2 separate regions of the Homo sapiens genome follow, and region 1 is linked to region 2. The links are chromatin loops, found by intact Hi-C in ENCODE. Cell type or tissue: heart left ventricle. All regions are shown on one strand. Each heading gives the region's core, and the rest is flanking DNA. Links, peaks and the distances in the headings are about the cores only. Region 1 holds the start of KIAA1656 (KIAA1656 protein). Region 2 has its middle 10 kb from the start of CASTOR1.

Evidence for each region. Peaks named below come from ENCODE experiments on the same cell type or tissue, not always from the same donor. Only the 100,000 strongest peaks of a DNase experiment are listed, where the experiment ranks them.
Region 1: it touches region 2 in a loop (3-fold over the local background); 103 of 110 quality-filtered maps call a loop at or near these places.

What each region holds. Positions count from the first base shown.
Region 1 is chr22:30,372,316-30,383,069 of GRCh38, forward strand. It overlaps CCDC157 (coiled-coil domain containing 157), which reads left to right. Exons shown (of 12, transcript NM_001017437.5): 8 at 1,282-1,449; 9 at 1,608-1,776; 10 at 3,164-3,348; 11 at 3,944-4,032; 12 at 4,118-6,358. The coding sequence ends at 4,430. It overlaps RNF215 (ring finger protein 215), which reads right to left. Exons shown (of 9, transcript NM_001017981.2): 6 at 7,967-8,086; 7 at 7,747-7,890; 8 at 7,396-7,498; 9 at 6,506-7,307. The coding sequence ends at 7,285. It overlaps KIAA1656 (KIAA1656 protein), which reads right to left and starts at 5,590. Exons shown (of 2, transcript NR_046312.1): 1 at 5,196-5,590; 2 at 1-3,705. In heart left ventricle, for the core only: no CTCF peak of the experiment used is centred there; no DNase peak of the experiment used is centred there.
Region 2 is chr22:30,273,819-30,284,572 of GRCh38, forward strand. No RefSeq gene overlaps it. Among named protein-coding and RNA genes, the nearest start is that of CASTOR1, 10 kb to the right of the region's middle. RefSeq lists enhancers at 2,408-2,997, 3,869-4,397, 4,398-4,926. In heart left ventricle, for the core only: no CTCF peak of the experiment used is centred there; DNase peaks (open chromatin) are centred at 4,262, 5,803, 9,032, 10,473 and 1 weaker place; H3K27ac peaks cover 556 bases.

The sequences.
Region 1 (10,754 bases), core at 669-8,668, 96 kb after region 2:
ATCTGCAATGTAGGCTGCAGGGAAAGAGGGCTCCACTGTCAGGGAATGGGGGATCATCTATATTGGGCATCTGCTCCCTGAGATGCCTCCAGGTGTGGGGGTTGACTCACCTTTACAGAGAGTCTACCCTGAACCAGGCACTGGGGGAACAGTGACCCAGGGACTGATACTGCCCAGTGAGGCCTCACTCTGGAAGAGCGCCCCACAGGCAAAGATGAGCAGGTGTGCCACACTCTCCTGCCAGATGGCTAAGGGGTGCAGGGAGGGATGGCCACATCTGCCATGGGAATCCAGAATGGCTTCTAGGAGGAGGTGGCCTTTGAGCTGGACGCCCATGACAGGCAATTAGTCCATCAGCCAGGGGAAGGACAGGGCAGGCAGAGGGTGAGCCAGGGCCCGGGGCATAGCTGTGCTCTGGGCAATGGGGCCTCACAGGAGTCCTCAGAAGTGTGGTTGAGGGAGTAGGTGACCTGTTGCCTAGTGAAAGGGGCAGGTCTGGGGGCTGTCTTGGCTGGGTCTAACCCTCAAAAGCTCAGCAAGGAGCCAGGAGTTCAGTTGAGAGTCCCCAGGGTCAGACATGGGCCCAGGGTAGGGGAAGCCTTTCTACCCCAAGTGGGTGCTGTTCTCTGTGCCTTGCAAACTGTCACAGCCGCCATGTATCAGGTGTCTGCTGTGACCCAGGCTTCAGGCGCCGCAGCCTCTGATGCTTACTCCTCGCTACAGCAACAGGAGGTAGATACTCTTGTCACCCCCATTTTACGAATGAGGAAACAGCCTTATTGAGTGAGGTTAAGGAAGTTGCCCAAGGCCACACAGCTAGTGAGAGGTGGAGCCAGGACTCCGAGCAGTCCAGCGTTAGTTCTTCCTGCTTTCCATTCAGTGGGTGTTAGGAAATGTGGGCTTCAGCAACATGGGATGATGTGACACTGGAGACCCGAGGAGAAGAAAAACTTAGTTCCCAGAATTCCTCTCCAAGTGGGGTCTGTGTATGACTGGAAGGAAGTGGGGGTGAGACCCCCAGAGCCAGCCATCTGCGTTCCAAGGGCCGGGGTCTTCAAGCTGGGATCCTGGCCTTGACCAGGTCCGGTGTGCATCTGCCTGCTGCCAGCTTCCCCCGACCCCTACCCTTCCACGCATGTGACCAGCATTCCCTAGACACAGACACACACCCCAGGGGGGTAGCAGCCGAGGGGTAGTAGATGCTGTAGCCTCCTTAGTTCCACATGGCTGGGCCTAGCCCTGTGGGTCTCACAGCCTCCCTGCTTGTCCGTTCCTGCTTAGTCTCTGCAGGCCAAGCAGCGAGCCCTGCTAAAGCAGCTGGACAGCCTGGACCAGGAACGTGAGGAGCTGCGGGGCAGCCTGGACGAGGCTGAGGCCCAGCGGGCCCGCGTGGAGGAGCAGCTGCAGAGCGAGCGGGAGCAGGGGCAATGCCAGCTCAGGGCCCAGCAGGTGAGGGTGGGGGTCTTCCTTTTTGCCAGAGAAGTCTCCGGCCAACTGAGTGCCTGCAGGCCTGTCCCATGTCTTTTCTTGGGTAGGGACGGTGCCCCAGGGCGCTGAGTACCATGTAGCTCACTCAGGAGCCAGGCCTGAGCCTCCGTCTGTCCCAGGAGCTGCTGCAGAGCCTGCAGAGGGAGAAGCAAGGCCTGGAGCAGGCGACTACGGACCTGCGGCTAACCATCCTGGAGCTAGAACGGGAGCTGGAGGAGCTGAAGGAGCGGGAGCGGCTGCTGGTGGCCTTCCCAGACCTGCACAGGCCCACCGAGACCCAGATCCATGGTAGGGGACTGGGGATGGTGCCAAGGGCATGCTGGGGCTCAGGGCCAGCAGCTGAGGGCTCGTGTGGGCAGGACACTGGGGACTGCAGCTCCCTAGCCTGCAGCAAGGGTGTTAAAGCCAGGCGGCCAGCAGCGCAGCCCCTGTGGACCCACCACAGCACGCAAGTGCTTCATGCGTCATCCACTCTGCATAGACAGGGACGTGAAAGCCCAACAGTGATGTGACTGCCTCTAGTCACAACAGCCAAACGCAGACACAGGTCTGGTTGTCCCCACAGCCTGTGCTCTTCACTACGTCACATGCTAATTCTTGCTCGACTTCTGTGTGTCCCCCTTCTTGGTTCTTGGAATGGGTCCCCAAACCACACCATGGGACTAGTCCCAAGGACACAGCCTCCAGCTGCCCACTGTCCTGGACCCCATGGCATAGGAGTGCTAGGTACCCATCTTGGCACAGGATTGGATATCAGGTGACCTGGGTTCTCCCAGCCCCTCCAGACCCCTAAAGCACTAGGGCAAATCCTTTTGCAGAGCTGGCAGGAAGATGTGCAGTTAGCTGCTCGTGAGACATCATCCAGGCCCTTCTGTCCCCTTCTCAACCACCTTGTGAGGCAGGTCATAGCCCCATAGCTATTTCCCATAGCAGGAAACTGAACCAGAAGGGGCAGCAATTCTCCCGGGCTCCTGGAGCCAGAAGGAAGCATCCATCACAAAAGCAGGGGAAGAGCAGCCTGGCGGAATTCCTGCCGTTCCCAAGCTTGAGCTGGCCGTGTGACCTTGGACAGCTCACTTTGGCTGTAGCCTGTCCAAAACGGGGGGGCCTTGTCAGAGATTCACTCTCCTCTCATGCTTATTTGCTAAGTCTTTTTTTTTTTTTTTTTTTTTTTGAGACAGAGTCTCACTCTGTTGCCAGGCTGGAGTGCAGTGGCACAATCTCTGCTCACTGCAACCTCCACCTCCTGGGTTCAAGTGATTCTCCTGCCTCAGCCTCCTGAGTAGCTGGGACTACGGGGGCCCGCCACCACACCCAGCTCATTTTTCTATTTTTAGTAGAGACGGGGTTTCACCATGTTGGCCAGGATGGTCTTGATCTCTTGACTTAATGATCCCCTGACCTGGGCCTCCCAAAGTGCTGGGATTACAGGCGTGAGCCACCGCGCCCGGCCTTGCTAAGTCTTTTGAGAGCTCTAGGTCCCACCCAGCTCTCAGATTTTATAATACTATGGTCATCTTCCCTGCAGGTTGGGGGACAGGGAAGGGGGAATAAGGCCTCGGGAGAAGGAAGATGAGCTAGGAGGCCTGGTGCACTACACAGCTCCTTTGTGCCTCCAGGCCACCTGCCCAAGCTGGTGTGCCTCCCTTCTAAGGTCCTGTCCCATTGGGCACAGGAGGCAGATCCAGCAGCGTGGAATCCCAGATAACATGTCCCACAGACTCTGGCAACGTCACAGATCACATGGAGAGGCAAGTGCAGTCCAACGACATCCGCATCCGGGTCCTACAGGAGGAGAACGGGCGGCTCCAATCAATGCTGTCCAAAATCCGGGAAGTGGCCCAGCAGGGTGGCCTCAAGGTGGGCCTGAGAGGGCGGGCCCTTGGGGACCAGGAGGAAGCCCCTATCCAGCAGCAGGTCTTCAGACTCTGCCCCGGGAACTTGTGGAGAGCCCACCTCATCACATGAGGCCTTAGGCTGTGCTTTTGTGAAACATTTTTCACATTTCCAGAAGGCGTGAGGATGTTATGGATCCGATGCCTTCCAGTCCCATATGCCCTCTATAGCTGTCATTCCTTTAAGTGCAGCAAGAAGCCTCGTCAGGCCGGGTGCGGCGGCTCATGCCTGTAATCCCAACAATTTGAGAGGCTGAGGCGGGCAGATCACTCGAGCCCAGGAGTTTGAGACCAGCCTGGACAATATAATGGGACCCCGTTTCTACAAAAAAAAAAAGAAGCCATGTCAGAAAGAAACCTCCCCACACTTGCTGCCTGCCCAAGGCTCTGCAGCTGAGAATAGGCCCTGGAAGGCTTCCTAGGCCCTGCCCCTAGGTGAAAGGGCCCATGGATATGCGCCCGGCCCTTCCCTCCCCATCCCTGGCTACGACACCCTCTCTGTACAGTGGGGAGGGGACTCCTGGGCCCTTATAAGACTGGCTTTTTTTTTTTTTTTGTAGCTGATCCCGCAGGACCGGCTCTGGTCCCCTTCCAGCAAGGGAACCCAGGGAGCAACACCACCAGTCCAGGCCAAGAGCACATCCCCAGGGTGAGTGAGGCTTTACTGGAGGTGGGGCAGGTGAGTGGAGTGTTCCCTGCATTCACAGGGGATCTTGGATCTGGTTTTCCTTCAGGCCTCTGGGCAGACAGCACCTTCCTAGCAGCAGGACGGGTAGGACCCTGCTGGGCCAGCCCTGCACATCCCCACCTCGGCAGCCCTGCACATCCCCACCTCGGCAGCCCTGCACATCCCCACCTCGGCAGCCCTGCACATCCCCATCTCGGCAGCCCTGCAGCCAGCCCAGCAAGTCCTTGCTGGAGGGTGTGACCCACTTGGACACCTGCACCCAGAACCCCATCAAGGTCTTGGTCAGGCTGAGAAAGAGACTGTCACCTGGCCGGGGACAGGCCAGCTCTGCACACCAGCCCCAGGAGCGGCCCATGTAGCCTGTGGCCCAGGGCTGAGGCTGGATGGGAGGTGGCTGGCAGCCCACCCACTGTAATAAAGCCCCAGCCATTGGCCCACAGCAATCTTTGCCTCACAGTATGACTGAGCCAAGGAAAGAACCCTTCCTTCCCTGTCCTGGGCAGGGGCCACTGAGTCCCCAGCCATGTAGTTCAGTCAGTCAGCAGAGTCCTGGCACTATGGGCCCTCAGTAAAAGGGGCCTTCCTGCTTCCCTCCCGACAGAGGCTGTGGGATAGGAGAGTACACCCAGGGCAGAGGAAGCTCCTAAGACCTGGGCCAGGTGAAGGTCCGTTTTTCTATCCCCAGAGCAAGGGTCGAGGGGTGAACCTTGGCTCAGTGGCCCGCACTGACTCAGGAAGGGGTCAGGTGGGAGTGGACAGAGGAAGGGCCGGTGAGGATGTCTGAAGCAGGCAGAGGGCAGCAACGCCTTCAGCCTCCCACCCTGGCTCTGGACCTGCGCTGGGCACATTAAGGACCCAAGAGGTCAGGCCTCCTTTCACTGAGGAACTCCTTGCCTTTAGGAAATGGTGACCGTCATGAAGGTTTCTCTAAATCCTGGAGATCATAGCCCCAGGAGGCCACTGAAGGCGGGGCAAGGCCTCCACCAAGCAGAGGACACCCTGCCAGCCCTGGCTTTCCCATCCCTGTCCCTTGGGGGTCTCTTCAGCCCAGGGTGCCATGCGGCCAAGCATCTGGGGCTCTGGTTTTCCTCATGAAGCCACCAGCCTACCCTGAGCCACCTCACCTGTGAAGGACAATCTCCAAAAACTTGCTGAGGCCTTCTCAGGGCGCACGCTCCCAAATGCCTGAAGCATTTTCCCTTGGTGAAGAGGCCGTCAGGTAGAGCACCTCAGTTCACAGAGAAGGGTCAAGAGGGGCCATGTATATAGCTGAGCTACCACAGCTTTGGTCAGCCCAACTTCCTGCTTCTGAGGGGCCTGGGAGTTCCTGAGGGAGGCTGGGGTGCCCCGGGCACCCCCCTCACAGGGGAGCACCATCCCTCAGCACCCTGAGCCAGAAGGCCTGTGCTCAAGTCCAGGGGAAGGACCTCACAGCTGAGTAGCTCTCTCAGGCGCCCACCAACTCCGTGCCATGTATTCATTAGCTCCCAGTTCTGGCAGTCAGAAGTCCAGGTTCTGTGTGGCTGGGTTTTTTTGCTCCGGGTCCCAGAGGGCTGAAATTGAGGCATCTACCAGGTTGCGTTCCTTTCTGCCGGTTCTGGGGAAGAATTGGCTTCCAAGCTCCACTTGTTGGCAGAATTCCGATCCTTGCGGCTGTGGGACTGAGGTCCCCATGTCCTCGCTGGCTGGCTGTAAGCCAGGTCCTCTCACGGCTCCTAGAGGCCGTCCACCTTCCTTGCCATGGGGCTCCCTCCATCTTCAAGTCAACAACAGAGGATTTCTCATGTGCTGAATCCCCCACATGCTTCAAATCCCTGACTTCCTCCTCTTCTACCAGCAGAAAACTACTTTGAATAGGCTCATGTGGTTAGGGCAAGGCTCACACTCAAATACTTTCCCTATCTTCAGGTCAGCTTGCTATAAGACAGAACCCAACCATGGGCATAAAATCCCTTTGAGAAGCCAGGCGCAGTGGCTCACGTCTGTAATCCCAGCACTTTGGGAGGCCGAGGCAGGCGGATCACCTGAGATCGGGAGTTCGAGACCAGCCTGACCAACATGGAGAAACCCCGTCTCTACTAAAAATACAAAATTAGCCGGGCGTGGTGGCGCATGTCTGTAATCCCAGCTACTTGGGAGGCTGAGACAGGAGAATTGCTTGAACCCGGGAGGCGGAGGTTGCAGTGAGGCGAGATCACGCCATTGCACTCCAGCCTGGGCAACAAGAGTGAAACTCCATCTCAAGAAATAAAAATAAAATAAATAAATAAAATCCCTCTGAGTCCCAGTTCCAGAAATTATATTAATGCAAGGCATGTTCACGGCAGGTGGTAGTGGGAGACCTTGGGGGCCATCTTAGAATTCCATCTACCACAGGCAGTAGAACCTAAGGTAACTTTTTAAAATCTTAAAACACCTATACACATTTTACATCTTATGTTAAAATATAGCCACGTTTATTTTACTATTAAACCTTCCCTACTCCAACTCTTTAAAAAAAAAAAAAAAAAAAAAAAAGGATGCCCCTGGATGAGGCACCACATTGATCCTGTGGCTTCGAGTATCCCGGTCAGCAACACAAAGCCGCAGCCAAGGATTCCAGAACAGGACGGTTTCTAAGACCTCTGGTCCTAGCCAGGCCCAGGAAGGGAGCCAGGCTGGACAGGCAGTGGGACCCATGGCTCCCAGTGCTTGAGGACCAAAGGCAACAGGCAGACAGCCTTGACAAGAAGTATCCTGAAAGACGGTCAGGCCAGGGTACCCCAAGGCCAGATAGCTCTTCCCTCAACCCACCCCCCAATAAATAAGCACAAAACCTGGCCACTGTAGTCTCAGCCCCCAGGAATTCCCAGACAGGCCACAGGGAGCTCCCAGAACCCTGGCGACAGCTACACTGGCCCCATATTCTCTTTCCTTATTGACCTGGGAGCTGCCTGTAAGGAGGGCAGACTCACGTCACAGGATTGCAGAGAAGGTCCCAAAGTGACCTCTCTTCCTTGACTGACAGGTCCCAGCCCTAGATCCTCAGTCTGAAGCTGTGGGGCCCTCCTTCCCAGTGTGGACATGGTGGGGCCCTCATCCTTCCTCCCACCCACTGGGCTTGCTGTCCTGTCTATCCTGCTGTCCCATCCTGTCCTGTCCTGGGAGCCCAGGCTGAGGACCGGGGTGCAGGCAGGAAGGGTCCATCCCCATGTGCAGAGTCCAGCTGGGCAGCTAATCATCGGAGTAGCGGTTCCCTGCAGGGGAGGGGAAGAAGAACAGGGAGAGAGGCATCAGGTGAGGAGCAGGCAGAGTAGGCCGAGGGACCCCACCCCTGGTGCTCACCCAGGACGTTGAATTTGCACAGTGGGCAGGTCTGCTGGAGCATCAGCCAGGGGTCCACACAGTCTCGGTGAAACTCGTGCTTACAGGGCAGCACCCGGAGCCACTACAGGGGTGGGGGAGGAAGGGCTCAGGTCACCGAAGCAGGACTCCACGTGGGGGTGCCTGGTCCCATGCCCCTCGCCTCAGCTGGGGAACTGAAACCTCACGGCTTCCCCCACCCCCCTGAAATTCTGCTCTGTGGCCCTGGGGGCTGAAGGAGAAGGGCCTGGTGGTGGTGGTTCCAAGGTCCCAGGAGTAAGGTGGGAGGCATCACAGGTGAGCTGATGGCTGGTCTCTACCCGGGGCACTAGCCTGTTTGTTGCAGAAGTAGTCCAGGCACACCGCACAGGTCTCAGCACCCGGATCTGGGAGGCCCTGCGCTGCCCTGCTCAGCCGGCAGCGCCGTGTCTTGAGGGATGCCAGTCTCCGCACCACGCGGCGCTTAAACAGGTCCACCTGTGGGGAGAGGACGGGCACAGTCTTGCAGGTCCAAGGGCTGAGGGTGCTGGGGCTCCCTGGGGCTGGCTCCCACCTGGCCTCCGAGCTCCCGCTGGCTCTGCCGCGACGCCTGCCGCTGGGCCTGGACCACGAGGCCTGTGCACAGGAGCATGGCCACCAGCAGGATGGCGTTCCACAGCTGCTGCAGGGGTTTCTGGGGAGGGAAGCAGTCATCAGGGACATGGGGCCACCCCCACACGCCTCCCTTAGGAACATCTACCCCCAGGAACGCCAGGGAGCAGGCAGGTGAGGTATGCTGACGGCCTCTGTGTCCCTGCAGTCCCCAGCTTCCTCTTCTGAAGGCTCCGTCTCTTCCATTGTGTGCTTCTCAGGATCACTCACTCTGCCCTACACGTCTTCCCATCCAGCTCCAAGGAGAGCCACATCCATTCCCAGCCCAGGGCTCTCTGGGCAACAAACCTGATGTTTTGCATACACAGAAGCTTCTATCTGGTAGCCTCAGAGACTCCCCAACCCAGCACCCAGCAACCCAGCACCCAGCCTGGGACCTGCTCACTCTCCCACCCCCATCCTCCTGCACTTCCTCCTGGTCGGCTTTCTCAGGCCCTGCCATCAGCCACTCACCCATCCAGCCTGAATGTTCGCACCCCCCTGTACGGGAGGGAGCCAGCCCCCAAGGCCTGTTGCTTCGTTCTCCTGGGTGGGGGTGGGTCTCATGCCCTCCTTGCCACCCACTTCCCACCCACGGTCAGAGGGTTCTCCCCTGCACACCAGGCCCTGCAGCTCCCCTGCCTGAGCTCCTTCCCTGCAGTGCCACTTGCCTCCTCTCAGTGTCTGTGCCTTTCCACACTGTTCCCTGTCTTGGGAACCCTCTTCCACCTTATCCCTTTCCTCGGCTACTGCCTCCACCACATCTTGCTCTAGAAGCTCCCTGACCTCTTATGGCTGGGTGAATGCGCCCCCCTAACCTCCCGCTGCCCCGCCCTCCTCACACCCGCTCTACCCAGCGTTCCCTTGCAGCTGCCCTTGGGGGTCTGTGCGCTCCCATCGGTGGGAGGTAACCATAGCTGATGTGGTCACCACTCTAACCCAGTACCTCCCACCATCTTTGTGGAATGAGTGAATTTGGAAAGGAAACATGACTGAGAGAACACTTTAAAGCCTGGGGGCCCCGGGCCCCTGGGCAGCCTCAGAGTGACTGAGGGAACCACAATGATCTTGACTCAACTTGCCCCAGATGCGGTGTGGCTGCTGCGCTCTGACTACTCAACAGCTGGCTCAGGAGATGGCGCAGCGGAGTAAGCAAAACACAGCACGCTCCCTCCAGGTGCGCCTCTGCACAGGGTCTGTGGATGTGTTAGGACTAACACGTGCATTCACTTCAAAGCTCTCTGCAGCTGAGTACTGCTCTGCCATCGTGTTCTTCCCCGACCGATGCTGAAGCTCATCTACCGTCATGTGGGGAAGAGGGGCTGAGAAATGATCTGATATGAAGAGGCCACCGCTCTAGACAAGCCTGGTGCTGCTAGTGCCACAAGCCATTGCTCTGCTCACAGTGGAGGTGCTCTGGGGGCCCTCACTGGGAAGTGTCTGTGAGCCCCAGCTCCCCTCTCCATCCTGCTCTCTTCTCTCCTCCAGCTGCAGCTGGGCAGTGCCACCTGTTCTAGGAAGCTGTCCCCAAGCTCCAGGCTGAGTGCCTTTATCATGCCCTAGAGGGTGCCGGGGCCACCACCAGCTCTGTGCTTACCCCAGCAGAGTGACAGCATGTCTCTGGCCTATCTGCTCTCCAGACTGGGCCCCCATGAGCCCAGGGCTGGAGCAGCCCACGTTGGCCAACACGTGCTGGGGGCTGTACACCAGGAGACCGGGGCATCACTGCCTGGCAGAGAAGTAACTCAAGAAATGCTTGGGGGCCAGCCGCGGTGGTTCATGCCTATAATCCCAGCACTTTGGGAGGCCGAGGTGGGCGGATCACCTGAGGTTGGGAGTTCGAGACTAGCCTGACCAACATGGAGAAACCCCGTCTCAACTAAAAATACAAAAAATTAGCCTGTGTGTGGTGGTGCATGCCTGTAGTCCCGCTTACTAGGGAGGCTGAGGTAGGAGAATCGCTTGAACCTGGGAGGCGGAGGCTGTGGTGAGCCGAGATTGCGCCATTGCACTCCAGCCTGGGCAACAAGAGCGAAACTCTGTCTCAAAAAAAAAAAAAAAAAGCTTGTGGACAGAATACCCTTGAATGCCCTTGATGCCAAGTGTTGGGTATTGGAAATCCAGAGATGATAAAACACAGCCCTGGCTGTCAGGAGACAAAGTGACACTCCCCTGAGCCCCATGCCAGGACTAAGTGGCCATTATGGCATAAGCTCTCCAGGGCAGAGCCTGCTGTAGAGCTCCATGCCTCAGAGCAGCCAGCTGGGTGGGCTGAAAGTGTGGCCGGCCTGAAGCTCCGCTGCAGGCCAAAGACCCAGCCTCCCCAGGCTCACTGCATCCTGGGGAGCCCTATGTGCCCCAGGTTCAGTGCATCTTGGGGAACACACCTTGCAGAGCCCCAGGTGAGGATGGAGGGCAGGATGGGAGCTTGCCATCAGAGCAGTAAGGACTGTTCATTAGCTGGGCATGGTGGTTCATCACGCCTGTAATCCCAGCACTTTGGGAGGCCGAGGTGGGCCGAATGCCTAAGCTCAGGAGTTCGAGACCAGCCTGGGCAACATAGTGAAACCCCATCTCTACAAAAAATACAAAAATTAGCTAGACATGGTGGCACGTGCCTGTAGTCCCAGCTACTTGGGGGACTGAGGTGGCAGGGTCACTTGAGCCCAGGAGGTCGAGGCTGCAGTGAGCCAAGATCGTGCCACTGCTGT
Region 2 (10,754 bases), core at 2,731-10,730:
CACTAAAATACTATGCTAACTAAAAACTACCCTCAGCATCAAACAAAGATAAGGAAGTCTAGTCTGACTTTTCTCGTGATGACAACATACCATGCCTATTTTGAAACGTCAGAGTCTGGCCAAAAATGTTTGGGTGAATGGGGTACCAGTCATCATTATCGGGAATATTTCTGGAGCAACCTCTGCGTACTGGTCCCAGTCCTAAGCATTGAATCCTTGTAACCACTTTAGGAGGCAAGTATCATTATTTTGTCCTGCAGATGGTGAAGCTGAGGCCTGAGAGGCAGAGACCTGGGAGGGAGCAAAGGCACACTGGAGCCCAGGCACCCTCCTAGAGCCACCAGATCGACCCGCATGCCCAATGGGTTGTCCAGAACTGATGTTGCCAAGTGGCTTGAGGAAAGCAAAAACAACAGCTTGGGGAAGGAGCCAGGAGAGGGAGGAGGTTCCCTGTCACAGTGGGAGGCCAGCCAGGGCGCAGGACGGCACAGGCCTAGTTCAGAGAATGGCAGGTGTGGCTGGAAGTCTGACAGGGAGGAAGATGAGGAGTGAGGGGTGATGGCATCCCACTAGGCTTTGTTGCTTTTGCGGCCCCTAGGGAGGGGCTCATACCACACAGCCGGGTCGAGTCCTTCTGCTTAAACAGTCCCTGTCTTCCCATTGCCATTCTGATAAGGCCAAAGTCATTACCACAGCCACCAGGTCCTGCCCACCTCCCAGCCTCACTAGTACCTTTCTTTTGCCTGCCTTTCTCTGGCCTTCCTCAGTCCTTCCGGGAGCAGCTCTCACCTCAGGGCCTTTGCACATGCCGTTCCCACTTCCTGAGCACTCTACCTGTGACCTGCCACCTAGATATCAACGTCCAGTCCACGCTGCACCTTTTCAGGGAAGACCTCCCTGACCTTCCTCACCCCAGGCTGGTCCCAACCCGCCTCCTGGCACCCTCCCAGAGTACCACGTATCCCTCCACACCACGCTCTTCAGAGGTGTACATTTTTAAAACTATGAGGTTGTCTCTCCAGCCAGACTGGAAACTCTCAGAGGGTGTATACTGTGGTTGTGGCCCCCACCCCCATTGCCTCTCCAGAGCACAGCAAAGCCCCCAGAATGTAATAGGCTCTCCATACATTCTTGGTGAACCGATGAATGCACAGCCATATAGCTGCAGCCATCTTTAGAAGCCTGGGGAAAGGTGAGCTGTGGCTCCCAGGCTGCAGGACCCAGAGGCGTCCCTGTCCCACATCTGGTGAACCCAGAGCCAGGCCTCTGGAAGTGCAGGGCCATCTCGCTGTGGGCAGGAACAAGTCTCTCAGGCCCTTTTCCATGCATTCTCCCGGTCCCCTCTCCCGAAGAATCAGAACTCTATCAATCACAGTCCATCAGAGCATGTGATTTTGTTTCTGGGAAGCTTCAATTTCAAAGACGCTGAGTTTCTCTTTTATGATAATTTTTTTAAAGGGAAATCAAAATCTGCTCTTTCACTCACTGCAGATTTCAGCACTTTCCCGGAAAATTGACTAAAAAAGAAAAAGCCACTGGTGCTTCTTTTAAAGGGTTCACTTCAGAATGAATTCCACATGAGTGGCACCTGATGGTCTCATAGAAAGAGATTGGTCTTCGTGGAAGGGGGCAGTCCTACCTTTTGCAAAAACAGACAAATCACAGTGGGTTCTCAGTCTGTCATTTGACCTATATTTAAGTACCCACTGTGTGTGCTGGGCACAGGCTAGATGTGGAGGATAAATCAGAGAGAAGGAAAAGGCTTCCGGTCAAATGAATCTGCACCGAATGTCTTTTTATAGCCAGGTTTTGAAGGGTGAGTAAACGCACACGCTCACACATGTGCATACAAGGGCCAACACCCGGCACATGGAAGGGTCTGGAAAACCCACTGATGGACCACCCATTTCTCAACCCAGGCCACAGAAGGGAGCACCTGACTCACCCTCGCTTTTGTGGTGTAGCAATGCACCTGTGTCCTGAACAGCACCAATCAGAATCCTTCCCTGGAATGACGTCAGACTCAGGAAGCATACCTCTGTCACATGGCTGGGATATCACTAATCTGCCGCTATGGAAAACCACCTTCCCCAGCCTCACAGGCAGAGGTGTGGGGTCCTGCAGAGTGGACAAGAATGTGCCCGGCGCAGCCAGGGAGGCTGAGGGGTCTCCCTGAGCCCTGATCCCTGTTGAAGCCAGGGACATACACGTGGTGTGTCCCAGCCACACGGGACAAGACACAGGTCCCCTCTTTGCTAGCTGTGCTGGTTTTCTGGCACTTGGAGCTGGGAGTCCTTCGTCCCACACAAGCATGAAGATAGAGGCAGGAGGCACGGAGGACAGGGAGGAAGTTGGTCAGACTCAGAACGTTCTGTTGGTGCCAGCTGCACGGGCACAGCAAGTGCTGCAAAACCTCAGAGTCTTTGCCCAACAAAGAGGCAACTGCAGAAGATGGTGGGAAGCGGCCAGGGTCCCAGTGGGGCTGTCTACAAATGACAGCCCTGATCCCAAGGGGAAGTCTGGGACAAAGAGGTGGGGCTCCCAGGGATGTGGATCACCACCTGGAGGAAGTGCCCTGGGACAGGCGCTGTGCAAGGGTAGCTTTCCTCCCCGTCTTATTCTCGGAGAGACACCAAGGAAACTCAGGGTGTTTATTCTGATACGAAAAAGAGAAACAAATCCGGTAGTTCTGAGGGGAGAGAAGGCCATCAGCGCTTGCTCCATCCAAGGGCCTGCTGGTGGCCATTCAATGGGTGATAGAGGGTGACTGGCCAGGGCCAGGTCACTCTGTCCACAGAACAAGCATATACAGAAGGAAGGCAGAACAATGTGTCATTAAACACAAGTGCTGGGCGCCTCCACAGTCAAGAAGGCAGAGCTTAGTAACCGAAAGGTGAAAACAACCCAAATGTCCTTTAACAGATAATACAGCCGGGCACGGTGGCTCATGCCTGTAATCCCAGCACTTTGGGGGGCTGAGGCAGGTGGATCACCTGAGGTCAGGAGTTCAAAATCAGCCTGGCCAACATGGTGAAACGCCATCTCTACTAAAAATACAAAAATTAGCCGGGCGTGGTGGCGGGCGCCTGTAGTCCCAGCTACTCAGGAGGCTAAGGCAAGAGAATCTCTTGAACCGGGAGGTGGAGGTTGCAATGAGCCAAGATGGCGCCATTGCACTCCAGCCTGGGCGACAAGAGTGAAACTCTATCTCAAAAAAAAGAGAAAAGAAACAAAATGTGGTCTACGCAAACCATGGACTATTATTCAGCCATAAAAAAGAGTGAAGCACTAAAACACACTGCAACGTGGATGAACCCCAAAGACGTTATGCTGAACCAAAGAATCTAGATGCAAAATGTCACCTATTACACAATTCCATTGCAAGAAATATCCACCATAGGCAAATCCATAGAGACAGAATGCAGACTGGTGGTCGCCAGGGGCCGGGGGAGGGAGGAATGGGGAGTGGCTATTAATGAACGTGGGGTTTCTTTTTGGATTCATGAAGATGTTTCAGAACTAGACAGTTGTGCAACATTGTGAATGTACGAAAGGGCCCCGAATTCCTGAATTTGTTTTTTTTTTTTTCTTTTTTCTTTTTCTTTTTTTTTTTTTTTTGGAGATAAGGTCTGGCTCCTTTGCCCAGGCTGGAGTGCAATGGCATGATCTCAGCTCACTGCAACCTCCATCTCCTGGGCTGAAGTCACCTCAAGCCACCCCCTGCAGCTGGGACTACAGGCACGTGCCAACAGGCCCGGCTAGCTTTTAGTAGAGATGGGGTTTTGCCATGTTGCCCAGGCTGGTCTCAAACTCCTGAGCGCAAGTGATCCGCCCACCTCAGCCTTCCAAAGCGCTGGGATTACAGGCATGGCACCCAGCCCAATTAGTCATTTTTAAAATGGCTGGTTTTATATATTATGTGAAGCTCATTGCAATTAAAAAAAATTTTTAAGGCAGAGCTGAAAAACACAACCACCCCAGGAAAGCCAAGGGGGCTGGAAGACAGTGAGTCAGACGTCAAGGGGGCAGGAGAAAGTCCAAGGGCCTCCCCTGGCTCTTCCTGTTTTATTGCCTATTGTGCACTTATCTAAGAGCTCTTATTCTTAGACACAGAAAAGCCTCACTTAAGTTGCAAAGGCCGAGGCATGCTGGCTTAGGACACTGCCTGATGGCAGCTGGGAAGGCTTTCCTCTTTGGGAGAGAACAAGCATGGGGAGGCGCCAACCGGAAAGCTGGTGCAGGCTGGGAGGTCTCAAAGGCAGGTCTCGTGAGCAGGGGGCTGTGATCAGGGAGGGAGAGGACACACTAGGATTGAGACTGAGGCAGGGAGGCCAGCGGGGAGTCTAAGACAGCAACAGAGGAGAGGACATCCGTGGCTGAATCCGGTCCCTGGAAAGCATGGGGTGCCGACTGGGGAGGAGCACTGGGCTGGAGAGCCAGCAGGGTGGGGGGGCTCTGTGTCAGGGCAGGCTGGCTGAGCAGAGTCCAGGCTGAGCAGCTCTGGGCACAGTGGGCAGAAAGGAGGGGCAGTCGTGCTTCTGGCTGCAGACAGAAGAAGGGGACAGAGAAGGAGAGGAGGGAGCGGGTAGGAGGGAAACTGGAGAGGCCAAGGCTGAGGGAGCCAGGGCAGGAAGATGGAAGGTGGAGGGTACTGGTGACTGCATGGGAGCTGGGCCTTCTGAGAGCTGGGCACTGGAACCAGCACTGGGGGAGGTGGCAGTGCAGTAGCAAATGTCCCCTGATCAGGGAGAGGCAGGGAGGCCTGAGGGCATGTGGGTTCAGGGTAGAGAAGTAGACAAGAGGGTACACATAGGCACATGTGTGAACACAAAAACGTGAAAGACGGCTGGGCGCTGTGGCTCATGCCTGTAATCTTAGCACTTTGGGAGGCCAAGTGTGGATCACCTGAGGTCAGGAGTTTGAGACCAGCCTGATTAACATGGTGACTAACTTGACTGAAAATACAAAAATTAGCCGGGCGTGGTGGCGCACGCCTGTAATCCCAGCTACTTGGGAGGCTGAGGCAGGAGAAGCGGCTGAGCCTGGGAGGCAGAGGTTGCAGTGAGCCGAGATCGTGCTACTGCATTCCAGCCTGGGTGACAGAGTGAGACCTGTCTCAAAAAACAAAACAAAAAAAAACATGGAAGATGCCTCCATGCACGCATACTCTCAAAAACATACAAAACCAGCCCTGACACATAGAAAAACAGACTTGCAGAAACATAGACCCCCCCCAACACTCACATGTGTACACACATACACAGACGCACAGACACATACAGCCATATACATGCAGGCAGGCACACATGCAGAAAGAGAGCCAGTGTTCTTATGTAAGCAGATACATGTACACCCACAGACAGCCTGACCTCCAATAGAGGTCCAAGTACACACCCACACCAGGACACAACGTCACTTCTACATGTGGGTAAACTGTCTCACATACATGTGCACCTTCCTGCCAAAACAGACTCATCTGTAGAGACGTATACACAGAGGTCTGCACTCACTGCAAAGGCAATGCTGCCCACACACACCCAAGCAGCATGCACCCATGCAGTACACACACCCGTGCAGCTTGCAGACACCCCTGCGGCACAGTCACCCATGCAGCACACACATCCACATGGCACCATGACCAACCCCCGGGAAGGCAGCTCTGGGTACCCCATAAGAGGCAGCCTGGCTCTGGAACCCCAGTGCCGGGGCTTGCCTGGGAAAGTGAGATGCAAACCGCGGCCATTGCCCAACACACCCACCCTGCCAGCCCTGGGTCAGGAAGGAGCCAGGGCCAGGCCTCGCGTGCCCGCCCACACATCCGTTGCCACCAGCAGCAGACACCCGGCCACCGACGCAGACAGCTGGGATTGCAAGGGATCTTGCAAAATCTCCCATCCCTCAGGGTTCAGCTAAATTGTCTCTTTGCCCAAGGAAACTCCCCAGGCTCCTGTGGGGACTCCTAACCTTCTTTTGGAATTCTGGTTCCGCACTGCCCAGCTGTGTGACACTGGGCAAGGCACTTCACCTCTCTGTGCTTCATGTCCACCTGGGTAAAATAGGGATAACAAGAGCATGCGTTGAATATACAGTCATGCACCGCATAACATTTGCATCAATGATGAACCACATATATGATGGTGGTCCTGCAAGATTATAATAGAGCTCAAAGGTTCCTGGCGTCTAGTGATGTCTGGATGATCCAACCTTGTATAGACCTAGGCTAGTGTGTTAGTGTGTGCGTGTTGGTCATAGTTTTGGTGGGTTTTTGTTTTTGTTTTTTGAGACAGGGTCTTGCTCTGTTGCCCAGGCTAGAGTGCAGTGGCGTAAACACAGTTCACTGCAGCCTTGACCTCCTGAGCCCAAGCAATCCTCCCACTCCCACCTCCTGAGTAGCTGGGAGCACAGGTGCGTACCACTACACCCAGCTAATTTTTATTTTTTGTAGAGACAGGGTCTTGCCATGTTGCCCATGCTGGTCTCGAATTCCTGGGCTCATGTAGTCCTTCTGCCTTGGCCTCCCAAAGTGCTAGGATTACAGGCATGACTCACTGTGCCCGGCTTGGTCTTAGTTTTTTTAACAAAAATGTTTAAAAAGTTGTAAAAAATTTAATTTTAAAATAGAAAAAAGCTTATGCAGTAAGGATATAAAGAAAATATTTTTGTTTAGCTGTACAATGTGTTTTAAGCTGAGTGTTAATACAAAAGATTTAAAAATTAAAAAAATAAAAGTTTACAAAGTAAAACGTTATAGTAAGTGAAGGTTCATTTATCATTGAAGAAAGAAAAATATTTTTAGTAAATTTAGTGTAGCCTAAGTATACAGTGTTTATCAAGTCTACAGTAATGTACGGTAACGTCCTAAGCCTTCACATTCACTCACACTCACTCACTGACTCACCCCGAGCAACTTCTAGTCTTGCAAGCTTTATTCATGGTAAATGTCCTATTTGGGTATTTTTTATTTTGTTTTGTTTTGTTTCCGAGATGGAGTCTCGCTCTGTCCCCCAGGCGGGAGTGCAGTGGTGCGATCTCAGCTCACTGCAACCTCCACCTTCTGGGTTCAAGCAATTGTCCTGCCTCAGCCTCCCGAGTAGCTAGGATTATAGGCGTGCACCACCATGCCTGGCTAATTTTTGTATTTTTAGTAGAGGTGGGGTTTCACCATGTTGACCAGGCTAGTCTCAAACTCCTGACCTTGTGATCTGCCCACCTCGGCCTCCCAAAGTGTTGGGATCACAGGCGTGAGCCACCACGCCTGGTGGGTGTACTGTTTTTATAATTAATTAATTGAGAGACAGAGTCTTGCTCTGTCACCCAGGCTGGAGTGCAGTGGCATGATCATAACTCACTGTAGCCTTCAACTCCTGGGATCAAGTGATCCTCCCTCCTCACAGCCTCTTGAGTAGCTGAGTAGCTAGGACTACAGGCACACACCACCATGCCCAGCTTTTTTTTTTTTTATTTTTTGAGACAGAGTCTCGCTCTGTCGCCCAGGCTGGAGTGCAGTGGCGTGATCTTGGCTCACTGCAAGCTCCGCCTCCCAGATTCACACCATTCTCCTGCCTCAGCCTCCCAAGTAGCTGGGACTACAGGTGCCCGCCACCACGCCTGGCTAATTTTTTTTTTTTTTTTTTTTTTTGTATTTTTACTACAGACGGGGTTTCACTATGTTAGCCAGAATGGTCTCGATCTCCTGACCTTGTGATCTGCCCGCCTTGGCCTCCCAAAGTGCTGGGATTACAGGCGTGAGCGACCGTGCCCGGCCCTAGCTTTTTTTCTTTTTTTTTTTAGACAGAGTCTTGTTCTGTTGCCCAGGCTGGGGTGCAGTGGTGCAATCTCGGCTCACTGCAAGCTCTGCCTCCCAGATTCACGCCATTCTCCTGCCTCAGTCTTCAGAGTAGCTAGGACTACAGGCGCGTGCCACCATGCCCAGCTAATTATTTTTGGTATTTTTAGTAGAGAAGGGGTTTCACCATGTTGGTCAGGATGGTCTCAATCTCTTGACCTCATGATCCACCCGCCTCAGCCTCCCAAACTGCTGGGATTACAGATGTGAGCCACATGCCCAGCGATTTTAAAATTATTATTATTATTATTGTACAGATGGGCTTTCGCCATGTTGTCCAGACTGGTCTCCACCTGGGTAAAACTCCTAGGCTCAAGTGATTCTCCTGCGTCAACCTCCCAAAGTGCTGGGGTTACAGGTGTGAGCCACCACACCTGGCTATGCTTTTTTTATACCGCATTTTTACTGTGCCTTGTCTATGTTTAGGTATGTAAGCACTCGCCATTGCATTATAACTGCCTACAGTATTCAGCACAGAAACATGCTGTACAGGTTTGCAGCCCAGGAGCAACAGGCTAGCCCAGCTGGCCCAGGTGTGTAGCAGGCTATCCCAACTAGGTTTGTGTGAGTACACTCTATGACGTTCATACGACAACCAAATCGCCTAATGATGCATTTCTCAGAATGTATCCCCTCTCCTTAAGCAACATGTAGACTGTATAGATGTAAATTAACCAAGCACAACACCTGCCCTCCCATACAGGCGAATGAGGGAAGTGGCTTCCCTGTGCTCGCTCAGTAAGCCAGCCGCAGACGGCTCAGCATCCCCGGCTACTCCTTTCTCCTGCCTCCTGCTCAGGCCCTTCCCACTGGGCAGGATCCTGGGTCCCAGAGGAAGATGAAGAACATGTACAGTTTCTTCTCACCTCTACAGAGAACCAAAAAGCCAGCTGTGGAACCATTTGGCAAGCATGCGACCCAGCAGCCTCACCCACCTGGGAGGGAGATGAGGACTTTAAATCCTAAATCTCTGCTCCAGTATTTCGGAGAGGGGAATTTAGGAGTTCACTTCCTCTGTCTAGGCATGAAGATGAGAAAGGGTGGAAGTAATCCGCTGACTCTGCCTGGCTGAGGTTTCCTCATCTCCCGTCCCCACCCACCCAGGCCCACATCCTCCCTGCAGATGCTGGGCACCAGGCTGGCAGTTGGAGGGCAGAGAGCCCCCTCCCTCTCCCTGAGGGACCGTGGGCAGGCCCCTCCCTGGGACCTGCTACCATCTTTATGAAGACAGGCACTTCGGCTCCCCAGCCTGTGCTGATGTGGACAGGTGACCAAGAGCTCCCAAGGTGAAGGATGTGGGCTGCATGCCAGTAAGTGCCCCCAACCTCGGTTATGAATGACCCACATGGAGCCCAACCCCGGACCCAGGCTGACCAGACCAGCTTCCTGTGCCCCAGGACTCTCTGGGGGCCTGGATGGGACTAGGAGGTAGCTCTGTGAGTCTCCACCTTAACCTGAGAGATCTCAAGGTCAGCCTGTCTGACCTGACACACAGCATCAGCTGCGTGTGAGATTCCGGGTCACGTTCCTGGAAGATGCCCCCCACTTTCTCATCTGTGTGTCCCTGGGGCACTTCCCAAGTTCTGTGCCCCTGAGCCCAGCTTGGTCTCATGATCTCCCCAGCACTCCTAGGAAGGTGGCCCTATCTGTAGCCTGCTGGAGGCGAAGAGCTGGCCCAGTGACCCCTAAGGACCCTATTATCTAGGAGCTAAAAATCCTCCACACAGACACACAGGTATGTGGCAGAGACACACACAGGCACACTGACCTCAGGCCTGTGTGAGTCAGAGCAGCCCGCAGTGGTGCACCTGTGGCCCCTCACCCAGGCCAGCCTCGTGGACAACCCCAAGAACTAGCGGAGGCCAGGTTGGGACTTGGTATGAGGGACCCAAGAGAGGCCTGAGGCCCTTGGTGAGCCGGGGTGACAGGAACACCAAACCAGGCAATGACTCATAGGCAGACAGACAGATGGTGAGACCCCCAGGGCTGGATATGGGGCCAGGAGCCCACTAGCTGTAGGTTAAACAGCCCCAAGAATCCTGACTCTGAAGCTCCCACCTCAAGCCCAGACATCCCCCAAGCCAGGGCCCACACCAGGCCCTCAAAAGAGAGGAACTGGGACTCCTACTCCCCCAACCCCCCTCCCCCAACAAAAGACAAACTCGGCCTGGTGTGGCACTTTGGGAGGCCAAGGCAGGCGGATCACTTGAGGTCAGGAGTCCAAGACCACCCTGGCCAATGTGGTGAAACCCTGTCTCTAGTAAAAACACAAAAATTAGCCTGGCATCGTGGCGGCCCCCTGTAATCCCAGCTATTCATGAGGTTGAGGCAGAAGAATCTCTTGAACCCGGGAGGTGGAGGTTGCAGTGAGCTGAGATTGTGCCACTGCACTCCAGCCTGGGAGACAGAGCGAGACTCCATTAAAAAAAAAAAAAAAAGTCAAACTCCAAAGAAATGCCCCCCTCCCCATGTTCCTGAAAGAGCTGTCTCCTAGGTCTCCATGCACATGGGGAAACTGAGGCTGAAGCGAAGGGCTGGCCCGGGGGGCCCCTGCTGCTCACTCACCAGGCTGTGCTGTGCTCTTGGCTCCTGTGATCTGTAGCCCGAGGCCCCAGACCCCTGGTCCCCAGGAGCAGGGCGGGCGCATTGCCAGAGGCCTGTCCCTGTTCTGGCTTTTCTGAGGAGCCACCACGACCTCTGAGTACACAGAAGTCACACCCTTCTTCCCTGCCTGAGCATGGGTGGGTCTGGGCTGAGGGAACCCGATAGTCTCCCTGGGTCATCTGTGGGGCCCCATCAGGCAATAGCAGGATCCCAGCCTCACCAAGCAGGGAGGCGGCCCCGGAGGACAGAGCAGGCTCCAGGTGGCCTCCAGGTCCCTGTCCCATCCTCCTGGCCCTGAACTTTA